Regions from separate parts of the Homo sapiens genome. Here region 2 is linked to region 1. A link is a contact called in ENCODE Hi-C or POLR2A ChIA-PET data. All regions are on one chromosome and are shown on one strand. The core of a region is the stretch at or near the end of the contact, and the rest is flanking DNA. Distances in the headings are between cores, read along the strand shown.

Region 1 (3,511 bases), core at 569-3,068:
ACAGAGTCTCGCTCTGTTGCCAAGACTGGAGTGCGGTGGCACGAGCTTGGCTCACTACAACCTCCAACTCCTAGGTTCAAGCAATTCTCCTGTTTCAGCCTCCCGAGTAGCTGGGATTACAGACAGGCACCACCACACCTGGCTGATTTTTTGTATTTTTATTAGAGATGGAGTTTCACCATGTTGGTCAAGCTGGTCTCGAACTCCTAACCTCAGGTGATCCACATGCCTCAGCCTCCCAAAGTGCTGGGATTACAGGCGCGAGCCACCGCGCCCGGCCACCATGCTGTGTTTTCTCCCTGACACCCCGAAGTCAAGCATCGGTTGCCATTGATCCACACACCAGCCAGCTGTTATTCTCATAGTGGAGAAATATTTTTTCTGTCAAAAGTGGAAAAATAAAAACTAAACCAAAGGGCTTACATATTTCAAGAAAAGCAATGGTGGAACACGGTGGCTCACACCTGCAATCACAGTGCTTCGGGAGACTGAGGTGGGAGAATCATTTGAGCCCAGGAGTTTGAGACCAGGCCGGGCAATATAGTGAGACCCCCATCTCTACAAAAATAAATAAGTAACTGGGCGTAGTGGTGTGCACTTGTGGTCCCAGCCACTCGGGAGGCTGAGGCAGGAGGATGGCTTGAGCCCAGGAGGTCGAGGTTGTAGTGAGCTATGATTGTGCCACTTTGCAGTGAGCTATGATTGTGTCACTGCACTCCAGCCTGGGCAACAGAGGGAGACCCTGTCTCAAAAAAAAAAAAAAAGATTAAAAAAATGCACAGATTATTCAAACACGTGTTTTTGTTGTTATTGTTGTTGTTTGGTTTTTGGTTTTTTGAGACGAAGCTTCGTTCTTTCTCCCAGGCTGTAGTGAAGTGGCGCGATCTCGGCTCACTGCAACCTCCGCCTCCCAGGTTCAAACAATTTTCCTGCCTCAGCCTCTCAAGTAGCTGGAATTACAGGCACTCGCCACCACGCCCGGCTAATTTTTGTATTTTTAGTAGAGACTGTAATGCCTAAGCTTGTTTTTACTAACCTTGTTTTTAGACTCTCCCTCTTTCCTTTAATCACCTAGCCTTAGTTCCACCTTAATTGACTCTCCCTTAGCTAAGAGAGCCAGACAGACTCCATCTTGGCTCTTTCACTGGCAGCGCCTTCCTCAAGGACTTAACTTGTGCAAACTGACTCCCAGCACATCCAAGAATGCAATTCACTGATAAGATAATGTGGCGAGCAATATCCGCAGTTCCCAGGAATTCGCCTGATTGATAACGCCCAAAAAAAGCCCCGCGTCTATCACCTTGTAATAATCTTAAAGCCTCTGCACCTAGAACTGTTTACTTTCCTGTAACCATTTATCCTTTTAACTTTTTTGCCTACTTTATTTCTGTAAAATTGTTTTAACTAGACCCCCCCCCTTTCTAAACCAAAGTATAAAAGAAAATCTAGCCCCTTCTTCAAGGCCGAAAGAACTTTAAGCGTAAGCCATCTCTTAGCCGCCGGCTAAATAAACAGACTTAATTCGTCTCAAAAGTGTGGTGTTTTCTCTAACTCGCTCCCGTGCAACAAGACGGGGGTTTCACCATGTTGGCCAGGCTGGTCTCGAACTTCTGACCTCAGGTGATCCATCCACCTCGGCCTCCTAAAGTGCTAGGATTACAGGCGTGAGTCACCGCGCCTGGCCTCTAACATGTTTACTATACAAAGAAAGCATATCTATGTCAGTGTTACCCCAGCCTGTTTCCCTAGCTTATATCCCCTGCCTGGGTCCTGGGAGCAAACCCCAGCTGAACTCACTACCCTATGTCTACGTCTTGTCTCTTTTGTCCACAGTTGTGTCCCCAGCACCTGAAACACAGCCCAGTGAAGAGTAAGTCCCTAGTTAATAATTAACTTGTGGCTTTTATACAAAAGTTTCTCCAATGATGACAAAGATATAGTCATGGTTAAGAGCAGGCATTTTTTGGGCGGGGCGCGGTGGCTCACGCCTGTAATCCCAGCACTTTGGGAGGCCGAGGCGGGTGGATCACAAGGTCAGGAGTTGGAGACCAGCCTGGCTAACATGGTGAAACCCCGTCTCTACTAAAAATGCAAAAATTAGCCAGGCATGGTGGCTCATGCCTATAATCCCAGCTACTTGGGAGGCTGAGGCAGGAGAATCGCTTCAACCCGGAAGGCAGAGGTTGTGGTGAGCCAAAGTTGCGCCACTGCACTCCAGCCTGGACAACAAGAGCGAAACTCTGTCTCAAAAAAAAAAAAAAAAAAAAGAGCAGGCATTATTTGTGTCATTAGACTGGGTTCAAGTCCAGCTTCGGCTACGCACAAGCTGTGTAGCCTCAATCCCTCTGGACCTGATGTCCTTTGCTGCAAAATGCAGGTCATTAGGATGCAATGTGCAGAAATTGCCTGGAGCACAGGAGGTGCTGTGTATGTAAATGAAGTTTCCCTCTCGGGTTCATCAAAGTGAACCAAGGTCAGTACTCAGCTGTCTTAATAAAGCTTGTAGTACCCAACTGGCCCAGGCTTAGGCTATCTGTGGGACCAGGAAGGCCACAGTTTTCCATTAACACCACAATCTGAAAAGAGTGCCCTGGGCAGATTAGAGCCCTAGACCAGGTGGCAAAGCCACGGGTTTGATCCCTGGTCACATGTATGAGAACTGGCTTGTTCAACATCTGATCATTCTTCTGGGGTGGTTTTCTGAACTAAACTAAAAACCGGCTGGGCCCAGTGGCTCACACCTGTAACCACATTACTTTAGGAGGCCAAGATGGGAGGATCACTTAAGGCCAGGAGTTCTAGATCAGCCTGGCCTATAAGGTGAAAACCTGTCTTTACTGCAATTACCAAAATCAGCTGAGCATGATGGCACACGCCTATAATCCCAGCTACTCAGGAGGCTGAGGCACGGGAATCGCTTGAACCCGGGAGGCGGAGGTTGCAGTGAGCCGAGATCACGCCACTGCACTCCAGCCTGGGTAACAGAATGAGACTCTTGTCTCAAAAAAAAGAAAAACAACTTATTCCTCAGGCTCTATTCAGCCAGGCGTCTGATATATTCAAGGTTCCACCCATCAGCTGCATTTGGTACGGATTAAGTGGGGAGAAAAGTGACTGCACGTGGCGGTGTGGACCAGCCTAGGGCCAGCGTGGTTGTGGCCTCGGTGCATCTGTTTCTTTGCAGCCCAGTCCTGCACGGTGGCTTCGGTGGCTTCCTGGAAGCTCAGACCTCATGGCTTTCTTCAGCCCTCCATGTGAGTCCGGAAATACTGTTTTGGGGGTTTGTTTGTTTTTGTTGTTTTGTTTGTTTTTGTTCTTTTGTTTTGTGTTTGTTTGTTTTTTGAGACGGAGTCTAGCTCTGTCGCCCAGGCTGGAGTGCCATGGCATGATCTCGGTTCACTGAAACCTCTGTCTCCTGGGTTCAAGCGATTCTCCTGCCTCAGCCTCCCAAGTAGCTGGGATTACAGGTGCCTGCCACCACGCCCAGCTAATTTTTGTATTTTAGTAGAGA
Region 2 (3,511 bases), core at 631-3,130, 460 kb after region 1:
GCCCTTCCTATGGGCGCAGAGGGCCACACACACCTTGGGCCTCTGAGGGATCAGTGACCCCATGTCTCTGCTCTTCCTGTCCACCTAAGGGCTTCGCTGAGGCTTCTCCAACAGAGAGCCATGGGCATAGCAATTCAGGGTCCCAAGTCCCAGTGCTGCTCCAAGGCAGAGCCGGGACCAGAACCTGGGTCTTGTCATTCTACTTTAACTCCCAAGGGGGCACAAGCTGGGGACAGAACCAGGCAGCTACTGGGACTCCTGTTGACACCCCTTTCCCCTCCTTCCTGTGTCCTGCCCTGCTTGGTGGAGTTGCGGTAACCCCATTTAGCCACAAGGGGGCGTCGGAGGCCCGCTCAGTGTTGATTGGGAAGTAAGGCCTCTTCGAGGGCTACCGTGGACTTCCCAGGGAAGGGCCTGGACTTCTTTCCTTTTCTTCTGAGTTTTAGCTTAAGGGAGGGCCACCTCCTCATGCAGGCCTCTGCATCTCTTCCCCAGGACCTCAAGCTGCTCTTACCTGAAAGGATGCAGACTGGAGCCTCTGTGCTTGAGGCGGCCTTTGTGCTGGGTGTGGTAGCTGTAACAGACCCCCCCAGCCCCAGGCTTCAGGAGTGGCTCAGAGGGCTCCGCTGGCAGGTGCAAGCTGTGATTTCTGGGACTCCCATGTGTTGCTGCTGCCCCACCCCTGTCCCTCCTTCTGGGGTGGTGGTGGGTAGGGCATGACCCTATCCTCAGGGCAGCAGGTGCCTGCCTGAGTGGCTTCTTTCTCCAAGCATGAGCCAGGACTCTGCCTGGACTTTTGCTAGACTTTAGCAGGTTGGGTTAATTGTAATTTAGCCACGACTAGAAGCTGGGCCTGGCTTTAGGTGCATCAGCCTCAGCATCCTTTTTCCTTTCTTTTTTGATGGTTAATTTTACATGTCAAAGCCTCAGCATCTTGAGGTTGGTTCCCTCACCACCCTGCCTACTCACACTTGGTCGGGGTCAACACAGGGAAGCCTGTGTTTTGCAACACTTTCTGGAAAGACAGCAGGGCTTCTACAGCTGTGCTGTCCAGTATGGTAGCCACTGGCCACAGGTGGCTACTTCAATTTGAATTAAGCAAAATAAAAAATTTGGCTCCTTAGTGACACTAGCCAAAATTTTAAGTATGCACCAGCCACGTGTGGTGTAGTGCAGATATAGCCCATTTCCGTCAGCACAGAATGTTCTATTAGAGCTGTTCTAGAGTTCAGTCCTTTGGGCCAGGGGACCCCTAAGCCGGGAACATGGACCTCAAACCACATGGGGGATTTCTGAAAGGGCAATCGGCAGAGGCACTTTTCCGGCCTGGAGCCGGCTCTGCGCAGCCAGCACGGGTCTCTTGCTAGCAGTACTGGAATCTGGGCGCCAGCCTGGCTGAGGAGCAGGTCCGTGTGCCACACTGGCTGACAACAGGGAGGTAAATTACGGATTTTTTTAATGCCATGAGGGGAGAAGATAAAGATAAAAATAAAAAATGAAAGGGGTCAATCACGAGAGGGGATGAACTGAACTGTCCTGTAGGAGAGTGGGGTCTTAGGGAGGTCCCTTTGCTACTGCCTCACCTGATTTTGTGACAGTCACATTCTTCTGGCCGCTTTTTCTTCAGGTGACCTCGGACTTCCCTCAGGTTCTTAATTTTGTTCTGCAGGGTTTCAATCTGAGGGAGGGGCAGAAGAGGAGGCCTTGAAACCTTCAAGGCTGGACAACAAAGACTTGGCCTGGTGACTGCCCCCACGCTGCCGTGTCTGTGCTCAGCAGCGGCAGCCTGCACTCCCCGGGCCCCAGGGCAAGCACCGGCATGTCTGGGTGGGGAGGAGGTACTTGTTCTGCCTGAAGGAAGCCCGCCTTCTCCTCCAGCCAGCCCTTGCAAGGGAACCGAGTCATTTTTCCGGCCTGGCCTGCGCAGGAACCCGCTGAGCCCACTGAGGCCTCCAGTGTCTCCCCTGGGTTTGATGAAAGGCCTCCTGTAGCGTAGACTTCTTGTAAGTCAAAAGGGGGACAACGTGGCTAAGCCATCGTCCCTCAGACGGCCTGGGCAGGAAGCTATCTGTCTCATGCTGGGACTGACACCTATCCCCGCGTTGAGGAATCTGTGGGGACCTCACTTCACCTCTCCAGCCTCTTCCCTGGGTCTGGCCTCACTGCCCTCCCACTGTGAACCGGGGGTCCTGCCAGGCCCGTGGTGGCCGAGAGCATGCTCCTCTCCCGCTCTCCACTCACCTCGTGGTCGATGTGCAGCTTGTGGTCTTTCCAGGCCTGCAGGGACTTGTACAGGTCCAGGTCACACTGGACTGTGTCGTTCTCTAGGATGTAGCACCTGCTTGAGAGAAGGGATCACGTGTGGCTCGGAGGTGGTGGAGGGGGAGCAGCCCAGGTGCCCAAGAGGTGTGGGAAGCCCTTGCCGAGGTCTGTCCTGTCCCCTTCACCCTCGACTTCCACCTGGACACTCACCGATGTGTCACTTTAATGGGGTTGGCGGCTGAATAGTCGGGAAGGCCTCCAGTGCCACTGAAGTCCCCACCATCCTTGTCATCTTGGTCCTCAGGGGCCCAAGAGGTGTGGGAAGCCCTTTGCCGAGGTCTGTCCTGTCCCCTTCACCCTCGACTTCCACCTGGACACTCACCGATGTGTCACTTTAATGGGGTTGGCGGCTGAGTAGTCGGGAAGGCCTCCAGTGCCACTGAAGTCCCCACCATCCTTGTCATCTTGGTCCTCAGGGGCCCCTGGCCAGTGCCGCTTGGTGAGGTTTCGGGGCTGGGCGGCATCACCCAGGCCTACGTGGTACACCCTGCCGTCCACCTCGATGGCCACTGAGCGGATGGAGCGACTGCGGACATAGCTGGCCTTGTACTCTGTGGGCATTAGAGGAGTGGCAGAGTTAGGGAGGCAGGAAAGGCTGGCCAGGCTCCCAGGGCAGTGGGTCCTTCATCAAGATAGGGCCGGGCTTCCAAGCATGAGGCTCAGCTTTGCCTGCGACTCGAGGGGTCGTGGAATCTACCCGCCTGCTCGCAGATCCTGGACCGCAGGGGAGGGCCTCGAGGTGATCACACCGGCAAGACGGAAGTCCTGGAGCCAAGAAGCCACTGACTCAAGAGGATTTCAAGCGAGAGCTGCTTGCGGGTAAACAAATGGCGGTACATCATCTGTACAACGGAATATGCGACCAGAACCAGGAGCGAGGTTCTGATTCACGCTAGAGCGTGGATGAATGTCAAAAGCAGGCGGAGTGAAACCAGCCAGACACAAAGCGGGCTCGTATTGTTACATTCTATTTATAGGAACTACCCAGAATAGGTAAATCTATAGCGGCAGAAAGAAGATTGGTGATTGCCAGGGGCTGGGGGAGAGGGTAGTGAGGAGTGACTGCTTTGTGGGTACGGGGTTCCCTTTTGGGGTGATGAAATGTTTTGGAACTAGGTAGAGGTGTGCAACACTGTGAACCTATTAAATGCCTCTGCATTGTATATAATTGTAAAAATGGTGAGTTTGA

The links. Hi-C counts contacts between places; a loop is a spot of excess contacts on that map. ChIA-PET counts read pairs that join two places held with the same protein, here RNA polymerase II (POLR2A). Pooled maps may share reads with other maps.
Region 2: a map of B cell shows a loop between it and region 1 (7-fold over the local background). The contact joins two enhancer-like sites. A Hi-C loop is called at or near these places in 4 of 168 maps with a recorded cell type or tissue (B cell, Caco-2, MCF 10A and 1 more), 3 of 37 single-sample maps with no recorded cell type and 12 of 50 pooled maps. POLR2A ChIA-PET finds 5 or more read pairs at or near these places in 3 of 52 experiments (Caco-2, WTC11 and activated T-cell).

What each region holds. Positions count from the first base shown.
Region 1 is chr20:47,198,918-47,202,428 of GRCh38, forward strand. No RefSeq gene overlaps it. Among named protein-coding and RNA genes, the nearest start is that of MIR3616, 34 kb to the left of the region's middle. RefSeq lists an enhancer at 2,727-2,776. Within about 2 kb of position 1,819, at least 3 of the 41 ENCODE cell types and tissues checked have a DNase peak (open chromatin) inside an H3K27ac peak, as active enhancers do.
Region 2 is chr20:47,663,616-47,667,126 of GRCh38, forward strand. It overlaps SULF2 (sulfatase 2), which reads right to left. Exons shown (of 21, transcript NM_001387048.1): 12 at 2,645-2,873; 13 at 2,242-2,338; 14 at 1,584-1,678; 15 at 515-574; 16 at 1-7. Among named protein-coding and RNA genes, the nearest start is that of SULF2, 120 kb to the right of the region's middle. RefSeq lists enhancers at 451-590, 621-670, 1,204-2,189, 2,190-3,173. Within about 2 kb of position 1,881, at least 2 of the 41 ENCODE cell types and tissues checked have a DNase peak (open chromatin) inside an H3K27ac peak, as active enhancers do.